Regions from separate parts of the Homo sapiens genome. Here region 2 is linked to region 1. A link is a contact called in ENCODE Hi-C or POLR2A ChIA-PET data. All regions are on one chromosome and are shown on one strand. The core of a region is the stretch at or near the end of the contact, and the rest is flanking DNA. Distances in the headings are between cores, read along the strand shown. Region 1 overlaps CASC15 (cancer susceptibility 15). Region 2 has its middle 170 kb from the start of LINC03005.

What was found. Hi-C counts contacts between places; a loop is a spot of excess contacts on that map. ChIA-PET counts read pairs that join two places held with the same protein, here RNA polymerase II (POLR2A). Pooled maps may share reads with other maps.
Region 2: a map of GM12878 shows a loop between it and region 1 (2.9-fold over the local background). The contact joins two enhancer-like sites. A Hi-C loop is called at or near these places in 1 of 168 maps with a recorded cell type or tissue (GM12878) and 3 of 50 pooled maps. POLR2A ChIA-PET finds 5 or more read pairs at or near these places in 1 of 52 experiments (PC-9).

The regions. Positions count from the first base shown.
Region 1 is chr6:22,023,427-22,028,869 of GRCh38, reverse strand. All of the region lies in intron 7 of CASC15 (cancer susceptibility 15), which reads right to left. Among named protein-coding and RNA genes, the nearest start is that of NBAT1, 120 kb to the left of the region's middle. RefSeq lists enhancers at 1,033-1,744, 2,760-2,929. Within about 2 kb of position 3,014, at least 12 of the 41 ENCODE cell types and tissues checked have a DNase peak (open chromatin) inside an H3K27ac peak, as active enhancers do.
Region 2 is chr6:22,886,099-22,891,541 of GRCh38, reverse strand. No RefSeq gene overlaps it. Among named protein-coding and RNA genes, the nearest start is that of LINC03005, 170 kb to the right of the region's middle. Within about 2 kb of position 2,946, at least 3 of the 41 ENCODE cell types and tissues checked have a DNase peak (open chromatin) inside an H3K27ac peak, as active enhancers do.

The DNA.
Region 1 (5,443 bases), core at 1,765-4,264:
TTTAGAGGGATCGCAGGATAGAGGGACATGGGCTTACAACTGGAAATCCCAGCAGAAATTGCCAGGTGAAGCAAAGCACACGTCAAAGATCTCCAAATCCAGACTCTATACTCTTGATCCTGCCGCCACGAAAAAGAAAAAAGCTGTCCCATGGCATTTTATGTCCAAAAACAGGGAAAAGCCATTTAATATGATGCCTTCTTCCTCCATTCAAACGCCCATGAGCTGCTACCAATGTGCTCAGCAGAGAGTCAACTGCTTGGGTGAGTACAACAGGAAGTGTGTGACATCGAGGCTGCTCATTAGATGCTTCTATTTTTGAGTAAAGAAAAGAACCAACACATCAAATAACTATAAGAAAGAACAAAAGATCATTTATTCCAGCCCAAAAAATTGACCATGCAACTAAAATGGTTAGTTCAACCCCACAGTGGTTTGGGGGAAAGAAGCTATTATCACCTGCCTGCACAGAAGATGTTAAATGTTTAAGCTCTGAGTCCTGGCCCTACGATGTCTCTACAAGAGCAAGGAAAAGGGAAAACTAGACTGATACAGCAACCACCCCTGATCAGGTAAGGTGGGGAGGAATGGAGAGAATTGACTCCAAGGTACCACCTCAAATGTAGCTAGGAAGAAAAGAAAGTATGGTGCTATGGTAAGGTAAAAATATCGTATCTCTATTTTTATTTTTTGAGACAGGTTCTCACTCTGTTACCCCAGGCTAGAGTGCAGTGGCACAATCACAGCTCACTGCAAGCTCCACCTCCCAGCCTCAAGCCATCCTCCCACCTCAGCCTCCCAAGTTGCTGGAACTACAGGGGGGCATCACTATGCCTGGATAATGTTTGTATTTTTTGTAGAGATGAGGTTTCACCATGTTCCCCAGGCAAAAATCATCTCTTTTAAGCCAACAGACCCAGATTCAAATCCTGCCCCAGCTACTTGCTAGTTGAACTGGGCAAGTGGATTAACTTCTGTTTTCCATTCCTTTCATGTAACACTTATCTATCACTGCATGCCAGGCACGCTTCTAAGTACTTTACAATTTAATCCCAACAACAAACAATTGAGGTTAGTTCTGATATTATCCCCACTTTACAAATGGAGAAACTGAGGCACCAAGTAGTCCTATACCTCGAAAGTGGCCAAGTTATCATTTGAATCCTGGCAAAATCATTGATTTCGGCGGTCTGGCTCCAAAATCCCATCTCTGAAGCTCTACATTGCCATATTTATAAAAGACTTACTTTTCAGTGAAATATATGTACAGTACCCAGCACAGTGCCTGACATTTTGCAGAAGTTGAATAATTTACCTCCCTTCCCTCACTTCTCCCTATTCTCTCTCCCCACACTGTGGGAGGCTGGAGGCAAGATTCTGCACACACAGAAAGGCAACTACGCCAATCCGCAAAGGCCCAGGGGCTCTAGGGCAAGCTAGAAAACAACCCTCTGTCTTAATCCCCTGACGCCTGGAACAAGAGCTCTAACTCAAACAGAGATGTCCGGCATTTCCAGCCAGAGACTGCCTCTATTTATTACAATCTGCATTCAAGGCACAAGGGCTGCAGACAAGCCTTAGGGAAACTGAAAGGTTTGTGATTTTTGCACTAGCAGCTGTATACATATATGTCTAACACAAACACAACACCCCCCCACCCACGTCTAAAACTTATATTGTTCCTACCAGAGGGAAAAATGATCTACTTTCCAGAACCTTCCATTTCCTAGAAGTTGGCAGAGTTTCTGTATCAGGCTGCGGCTTCTTTAGGACAGCCTGTATATTTCTGGGGAGCTAAAGGATGGAGTCTCTTTTGAAAATTAGTAAGAACAAATTAGGCCCAGTGGCCCAGGGGAGCTGTGTTGTAAAACATGAGAAAACTTTGTTTTCCAACTCTTTGGCAGTATTTTCATAAACTGATGACAATGAAAGGACAGAGATTATTTTTGTACATTGATATTATTCTAAAATATCATGGAGAAAGGTGTGAATGTTATCAGTTAAATGATTTAGTTGGGTAAATAGTGACTGCACAAAATAGAGGATTTATATCACTGGATTTTTCTAAGTACGCAATGAGGACATGTTGCTAATTATAAGAAGTTCACACATGCTACCACATAAGAATGCTTTCTACACAATCTTTCTCTTTCTCCTTAATTAATAAAAAGACCTATGTTACGCTACGGGAACATAAGAAAATTATTATGCGAAAAAAAATCACTATAATCAAGCATTGAAACTATCACTATCACACTGACCCTGAGAATTTGCTAACGTAGTTTAAAAGTAATTAAGAAGGAAAGCTAGCCTTCTACATTTTCAGTCTCGGTCACTGTGGCTACTGGGTTCATCGATGATTGCCAAATCTTGCAAAACTACAGTCCTCTTATCCATGTGGTTTTTAAAACTATAAGCTTCTATTGTGAATAAGCTTGATTTTCTGCTTTAGAAATCCATCAACTGCCAGTCTGTTCTCACGGCATATTGCTAAGAGAGACTCCACAAAGAGCCCAGGTGCATACACCATGAATCAAGTTCTTCATACATTTTAATTACAGTTTATCACAAGTGGGAGAGGTAAGTGAAGAAGGCTTCTTCATAAAATGTTCATTAGAAATGGCAATTTTCCATAGGGGAAACAAAGATGGCATCCTTCAACTTGTTAATCTGAAAAAGTCCCCAGATGTGAATTGTGCCTCTGTAAAAATCATATGCAAACCACATTTAGGCCTGTGGCTCAGCCCAAAACTTTTGAAGAGGGGAGTAAGGGACAAGGAAGGAAACGGAGTGAGCAGTGAAAGAGGAAGATGAAGTTTCTCAGACTTTGTGGACATGTACAAAACAGTTCTTTCTACTTACTATTTAAGCTATTACCCCCTTGCAGGGGGGAGGTTTGTTATCTCCTTAGCCATTTCAAAAGCCTTGGGAGGGAGCAAGCCAGTAAGGGAGTTTTTCTGTGTGTGTCTGTGAGTCAGCAGAAGCCGGAAGCCTTACAAAAAGACTTCAAACAACAAGCTGGAGAGCAGGACAATAGCTTCCACCTCCAGACAGTGAGAAATTGCATTATCCTGAGGGATCACGGCCACCCATGCTCAATGGAGATAAGTAAGAACATTCTCTGCTCTGGCCAATAGGAGATCTGCAGCTACAGCTGCTCACAGAAGCTCTGGGTGGCCTCCATTCCAGCGGCTCCAAAAGGTTTCAAGGCACAAAAACACTGCTGCCGGGTGGTGCTCCCAAGTGCAGGGGGTGGAGGGGAGAGGCTGACGAAGACGAGGGTGGCAAGCTGCATCCCCCCACCAGGTGCTCCAAATCCCCTCTCCCAGCTCAGGGAAATCACAAAGAGGTCTCCAGGCGGATTCCAGCCAGGCGGCTGGTGCAGAGCCTGTGCCTCACCACCACCCACAGCAATGAATGGAAACTGCCCCAGAGACTCCAGAAAGTGGGGAGAAATTCCCTGCTGAGCAGTTCAGTGCTCTAGGAGCAATAGTGTAATTAATGGCACTTACTGAAAGAGCGGGGCATTCCAAATTCAGCCACAAGGAAGAAAGACGCCTTACCACACACCCTACACAGCAGGCACAAAGCCCCTTGTCATGTTCCCTTTAGAGACTCAGGCAAATCTGATCAGGAACTGACATTCGCAGTACAGTTTTACATTTACCAAAAGGCATTAACTGTCCCCTGAGAGAAGAAAAAAATCTTCACATTTGACGGAAAGTTATGTGAAAGTTACAGTATGAGCTCACTTTGAGGATACCATAAGTCACATAGAGGAATTACCTGAGTAAAAACATTTATTTCACTTATTAATAGTATCTGATATCCAGTTTTATAGTACTTCTTATGTTTCCCATTGTCATAGGTTATATATATATGTTTTTAATTTATTTTGAGACAGGGTCTTGTTCTGTTGCCCAGGCTGGAGTGCAGTGGTGAGATCACAGCTCACTGCAGCCTCCAACTCCCAGGCTTAAGCAATCCTCCCACATCAGCCTCCCAAGTAGCTGAGACCACAGGCATGTGCCACCACACCCTGCTAATTTTTTTAATTTTTTTTGTAGAGACAGAGTCTCACTATATTGCCCATGTCGGTTATATTTTTAAATCTTTCCTTGCCTACAGCTAATATCTACATAGTATGTTTGATTGACAAGAAAAAAAAAAAACTAGTTGGAAAGTATCAGATATGCTGCTAATACAGAAATCTCATATTTGCATATAGTCCCCAGACCAAACAACCCCTCTGCAGAACCTAATGTTGTACAGAAACTCTTTTTAAAGAAAGAGTATATATTTTTATTTTCTTTATTTACATATATACATACACACATAAAAAGAGAGACACACTTATGAGTGTGTGTGACCGTGACAAGCAAGAAGGGATTCTAGAAGGATGCAGAAGATGGGAAAGGTAGTACTAGAACTGGAGCACTGCTACCACCTGAATGCTGACAATAACATTTCATGCAAAACCAAAATGGATGGAGGTTTTAAAAATTAAAATTAACTTGTCTGGCAACTAGTGCATTGAAGTGGAGGTTGAAAGACTAGGGAGACCTTTTCCACTCAGCCCTTGATTTGCTGTGGGGCCTACATCAAGTTGTGCTATGCCTCTGTTATAACGTCTGCAAAATGGAGATAACACTTCCTGCTACCTACCTCAGAGAGCTGTTAGAAGATTAGATACCGAAAAAGAAAATCCTCAAAGCCCTTTAAGTTTCTCATACATATAAGACATGCAATGTAATAAAACACCCGTACTCTCTACAAAAGCCCTGAGAGACTCACGGCTATAGAAATAGGAAACAGACGCCAGCTGTACAGCATGGATGCATTCACAATCAGGGAGGCTGGCTGCAGATTCCAGTGACAAGGCAGGGAAAATAACTCTGACATTCACATGTACTCAGACAAAACACCCAGGAAAAGGGAGGAAAATAGTATTGTTTCAGTAGAGCACCAGTAAGTGAAAAGAAGCAATCTTCACAGATAACATTCCTAATTCCTGCTTAAAAGTCTGGATCTACAAGAAGACAATCAAGTGACAACATTACACTGGTAGCCTTTAAGGTTTAGAAAAATCTCATATTAAAGTAAATTGGGCCAAGTAGAGTGGCTCACGCCTGTAATCCTAGCACTTTGGGAAGCTGAGATGGGAGGACCACTTGAGCCCAGTTTGAGACCAGCCTGGGCAACACAAGGATACCCCTATCTCTACAAACAATAACAATTTTAAAAATTAGCCAAGCATGGTGGCACACACCTGTGGTGCCAGCTACTCGGGAGGCTGAGGTGGGAGGATTGCTTGAGTGCAGGAGGTCAAGTCTGCAGTGAGCTGTGATCAAGCCACTGCACTCCAGCCTGGATGACAGAGCAAGCCTCTGTCTCAAAAATAAAATAAAATAAGTAAATTGGCTCTCTAGAGGGGTAAGGGTAA
Region 2 (5,443 bases), core at 1,697-4,196, 860 kb before region 1:
ATATAATGTGGTTTGAAATTTGCAAAATAATTTTAAATCAAGTATTTTGTTTTCTATTGTGATAACTAATTTCTGAAATGACATGGCATTTATTACTATTTCCTTTTCGGGTGTATTGATAAGAATGGTTTCCACTGTAATTGACAGAAACCTAAACACAAAGTGGGCAAAACAATAAAGGAGCTATTGGACGACTGAAAATGATCTGGCTTTAGGCATTTCGATTGGGATGCTACATCTCTCACTCTGGAATTCTCTGGTTCCATCCTCTTCCATGTTTTGGCTTCCCATGAAGGTGACTTTTCCATTTGGCAGCAAAAGGTTGCAGCAGTCACAGGCCTCTTATCTGCTAACCTAACTATCTGCTCATCCGACCACTTGCTTGACCTGACCAAGGGGCTTTTCTTTCCCCAACTATGGCACTGAAGTCCTAGGCCTCTATCTGACCAGACCAACTTAGGTCAAGTGGGCAGTCCGGAAAGAGTTATCCAAATGCCAAGCACTGAGCAGTTTAGGCCTGGGTTAAGTGTTTGTCACTGAGCCAGTCATTGTGAATATGGAATTGGTTTGAGCTGAGTGGATGAGGCCAATTGCCCCTGGAGATGCAGCAGGGGAATGTGATCCCATCCTAATTGCATGGCTGGTACCTGCGACAGTATGCTGAGATGGCTACTTCCAAAAGATATACTATGACAGGTGAGCAGGCAACCAAAAGTGTGGACTCCTGAGAATATGATTTGGATTTCTGCTTTCTACTCTATTTATTTGACTCATAAAAGTGAGAATACTACTAATACTTTTCTCTCAAAAAGGGAATGATGAATCTCTGCCATGTAATTTGGTAAACTACTATGTTATGAGCTAAAAGGCAATTTCATTAGCTTACTATGGTTGATGTTGTGTCTATTATTAGTTAAATTATTTTTTAGAACTTAAAGATAGTCCGGGCATGGTGGCTCACGCCTGTAATCCCAGCTCTTTGGGAGGCTGAGGTGGCTGGATCACCTGAGGTCAGGAGTTCAAGACCAGCCTGACCACCATGGTGAAATCCCGTCTTTACTAAAAACAGAAAATTAGCTGGGTGGGGTGACGGGCACCTCTAATCCCAGCTACTTGGGAGGCTGAGGCAGGAGAATCGCTTGAACCCAGGAGGCGGAGGTTGCAGTGAGCTGAGACTGCAGCATTGCACTCCAGCCTGGGCGACAAGAGTGAAACTACTTCTAAAGAAAAAAAAAATACAGAAATAAGTCAGACATTTAATAAGAACTCTCGTTTCTTATAAGTAAATCAAATGCTTGTGTAGATATTCAATTTCACCAGAATTTTCCAGTGTGTTTTGTAACATGGTATAGAAATCTGAAATGGCTATTACTAAGATATAGATAATCCTGTCATCAAAATATTTGGGAAATGTTAAATTAGACAAGAGTAAATCGGTGTCCTTGCAATAAGATTCTCAGAATCTTTAACATGCCAATATTAAATGTGAATCTTTAAGAGAGAGTCATATTATTGCTGAATTTGTCATATAAATTTCATCATAAAATCATTTAGTGGGGATAAAACATTAGAAAAGTAATTCTTAACTGAAGGTAATTTTTTCTCCAGGGGGCACTTGGCAATGTCTGGATGCCTTTGTTTCTTGCCACAAATGGGTAGGTGTTATTGACCTCTAGTAGCAGGATGCTAAACATCCTACAATGCACAGGACAGGCCCTATACAACCAAGAATTACCCAGCCAAAAATATCAAGAGTACCACAGTTGAGAAAACCTGTTTGAATTAATGTGATATGAAATTAACTCTGCGAAACACCGATTTAGACAGCTGATGCCAGATTTCCTACTTCTAAAGAATAGCGTAATCATCTGCTTTTCCAATGGCTCACCATTCACTTGGCCTTTATTCAACATGAGGATAGACACCTTAGTATTTGAAGTGTACCAAAGCAAAGCAAGGCTAAATCCTAAAATATGTCCAAAATATGCCTAACAGGGTTACTATAATAAACTATGTTTATTAAAAACGATTAAAACCTTTATTATTACGCTAAAACCTTCATTCATCTACTATCGTACATTTTATATGAAATCAGTCAAATTATCCTTCTCAAATAGCAGCAACTACATACTAATACCTTACATTTTGAAAACCACTGTATCCTTTCCACACAACTTTCATACCTCCATTCTGATTCCCTATATCTTCATCACATCCTTGAGGCATAGACTGATAAGATAAAATTACATAGGTTTTGAAAGAGGAATATTTTAATGTTTAGTACAATTTGATTCTATTCTGACAATCTCATAGAATAATTCAAATAGGAAGTTTCCATTAGTCTTGTAAACGTCTGTTCAATAAAGTCAATTGCTCTGTGTGAGACTTTATATTTAATAAATATTAAAACATATTTAAGAGTAAATACTTGATTTTAAAACAAAGTTTTCTAGGATTTAATCTATTAGATTAAAATAATAAAAAATTGAGACACAAAAAGTTGACTACATTCAACTATTAAGAGGAATTTAATCAGAATTGAAACTTGCTAATAGCTGTATGTGAGTGGATATCCTTAAGATGTACTGATACCATAAGATTACAATGAGTTTGTGATTATTTGGCCATTCTCTGCCTTGCTTGTTTGGGAAATTCCAGTTTTAACATAGACATAAACCTAAAGCTTTAAAGACAGACAAGCAAACACCACCGCAAATAAACAGAACAAAACCCTGTGGCATCTCTTAGATATTGTCCTCAACCTTCCAAAGTCAAATCACACAGAGAAACTGAGGTAACAGAAACATTGTTACACATGAGGCAGCCGAAACCCAGAGGACCTGACAGACTTAACTGTCAGAGTCAGGTGTGAAACAGCTCTGCTGATTCTTAGTCACAGCTCTTTCCACAAATATATTGTTTTAATTATGAAATTCCTAGAGCACAAGACTGATCTAGCTGGAGAAATCTTAAAGGAGGCTGTTAATCTTTGCCTCCCCACATTGCAAAGTAGAAGGGTAAATACATGTCCAACGAGATCATTAATCACTCTCATTTATTTCTTTTCTTTTTCTTCTTTTTTTTTTAAATAGAATTATATGAGTAGCAGGAAGAGTAGGTCAAGTGAGGTAACAGGTCTAATTAGGAAGCAGGGTATTGGCAGGGCACATCCCAGGACTGTAGTGGAAATTCCCTAACATTGTAATTTAGTCAGGCAAAGATATCTGGCTGAAACTTATGTAATTTGCGGTATCCAGCTTTTGTTTGCTAACCTGAAAGGACAACAGTGACATAATGTTATTTTCCTCACCTAAGTATCACTTGACTTTTTAAAGCTCCTGTAGACTGGTTAGCTCAGTCTCAAGGGACAAGGAGAGGCAATCCCCTTGATTTATTTTAATTAACCTGGTTCCCTTACCTATTTATAAGTTTACCTATTTATGAAGATATGTGTATATACATATACATATACACTCACATATATTTTTATATTTCTATCTACATTCCATTAAAGGAGAGAAATGTAAACTTATAAAGCAGCATGATAAGTTTCATTTATAATTAATATTTTAACATACTTTTCTTTAATACCTGGACATCTCTTCAAATGATGTCCTTCTAAATTTAAATCAGTGGACCTAATTGTTAATCTGGCAAGGGCATAATAGGTATTCCATTTTTCCTGTGTTTTTGCAATTTGGAGACACATTAGTTTTATTAGTGTATACATTGTGATCATCTTTTTCTCTGGCTCCCATTCCATATGACTCAATCTTCTGATGGTCCTCAAAGAAATTAAGTCAACCAATTACCAAGAGATATGGCAAGAAGTTGCAAACGGGGCTTCTTCACTTTGGCTTTTTACAAGAAGCCATTTGAGGCAGTGGGAAAAGTTAAGTCTGGAATCAGATATAAGATAAAAGACTAATGCTAGCCATAATAATAGTTATAAGGCACTGAAGTCCTTTACATGTAATCCTTATGGCAATTAGATGAGTTAGAATGCATTATGATCTCCATTTCATTAATAATAAAACTGAATCCATCGACGCGAAGTCCCACATTTAGGAAGTGGTGGAGCTGGTATTCAAACCTAAGTCAGCCTGATCCACTTTGATCTTTTAACCACTAAGCTGGCCTGGATTTGCATTCCAGTGTTCTCATTTCAATGGTACCACTTTCACAAATTAGTCATTTCTTTCAGCCTCTGCTTCCTCATTTATCTGAAGGGATGTAATGCTAACTATTCTAAATGGTTGTTTTAAAGATAAAATAAGATAATGCTTGTGGAACCACCAACACAGAGTATGTGTTTGATTTATTTCCTCTTCTTCACAACTCCATCAAAATAGAGAGATTGGTATACAAGACAATTAGCATGTAATACGGTGGTTCTCATTGTTAACTATATGTTAGAAACCCCTGAGGGACTTTTCAAAGGTACTAATGGCTATTTGCAAAAGGAAATGAATGGGATTCCTAGCGTGCTGGTGATATACTATTAATCTGAGTGGTGATTACACAGGTGTGTTCACTTTGTGACAATTCCTTAAACTGCACATGTAAGATGGCTGCATTCTTCTGTATGCATATTCTACTTCAGTTAAAGTGTGTATTATTAATTCAAATGCTAATTCCCATGTTTCACCCCTCAGATATTCTGAATCAATAGCTCTGTGTAGGAGTGCAAACATTCGTTTTGTGTAAACGCTTCTCGGGTGATGTTAATATGCAGTCAGCCTTGGGAACTACTGTTAAAAGTAGAACCAACCCTTAGCAAATAAAAGAATCGAGGAAGGCATGCTTTACAACAAAATATGACATATTTGCCAAATTCAAAATCTAAGTAGGTGTACTATAATTAGACGTGGAGATTGTGAAAGAGTATCATTGTTTCATGTAAAGATTATCCCAAAATACGAATTAAATATCCGCTAAAGATCTATGTGGTTGCTAAAAAAGCAGTGTATTTTTTATACCTTTCTTTTATGACCATTTCTATTAACGTCTATTTTACTAAGCCATCCTACATGTTTTGAACATCTTTATTCAACAAAAGCAATGTAGTTTGAAAAGATTTTTAAAAATGTGAGTTGAGGCTGGGCGCGGTGGCTCACGCCTGTAATCCGAGCACTTTGGGAGGCTGAGACAGGAGGATCATGAGGTCAGGAGATCGAGACCATACTGGCTAACATGGTGAAACCCTGTCTCTACTAAAAATACAAAAAAAAAAAATTAGCTGGGTGTGGTGGCAGGCGCCTGTAGTCCCAGCTACTCGGGAGGCTGAGGCAGGAGAATGGCGTGAACCAGGGAGGCGGAGCTTGCAGTGAGCCGAGATCACGCCACTGCACTCCAGCCTGGGCGACAGAGCGAGACTCCGTCTCAAAAAAAAAAAAAAAAAAAGAACGTGAGTTGAAATGTCTACTCCATCAAAGTACCCTCA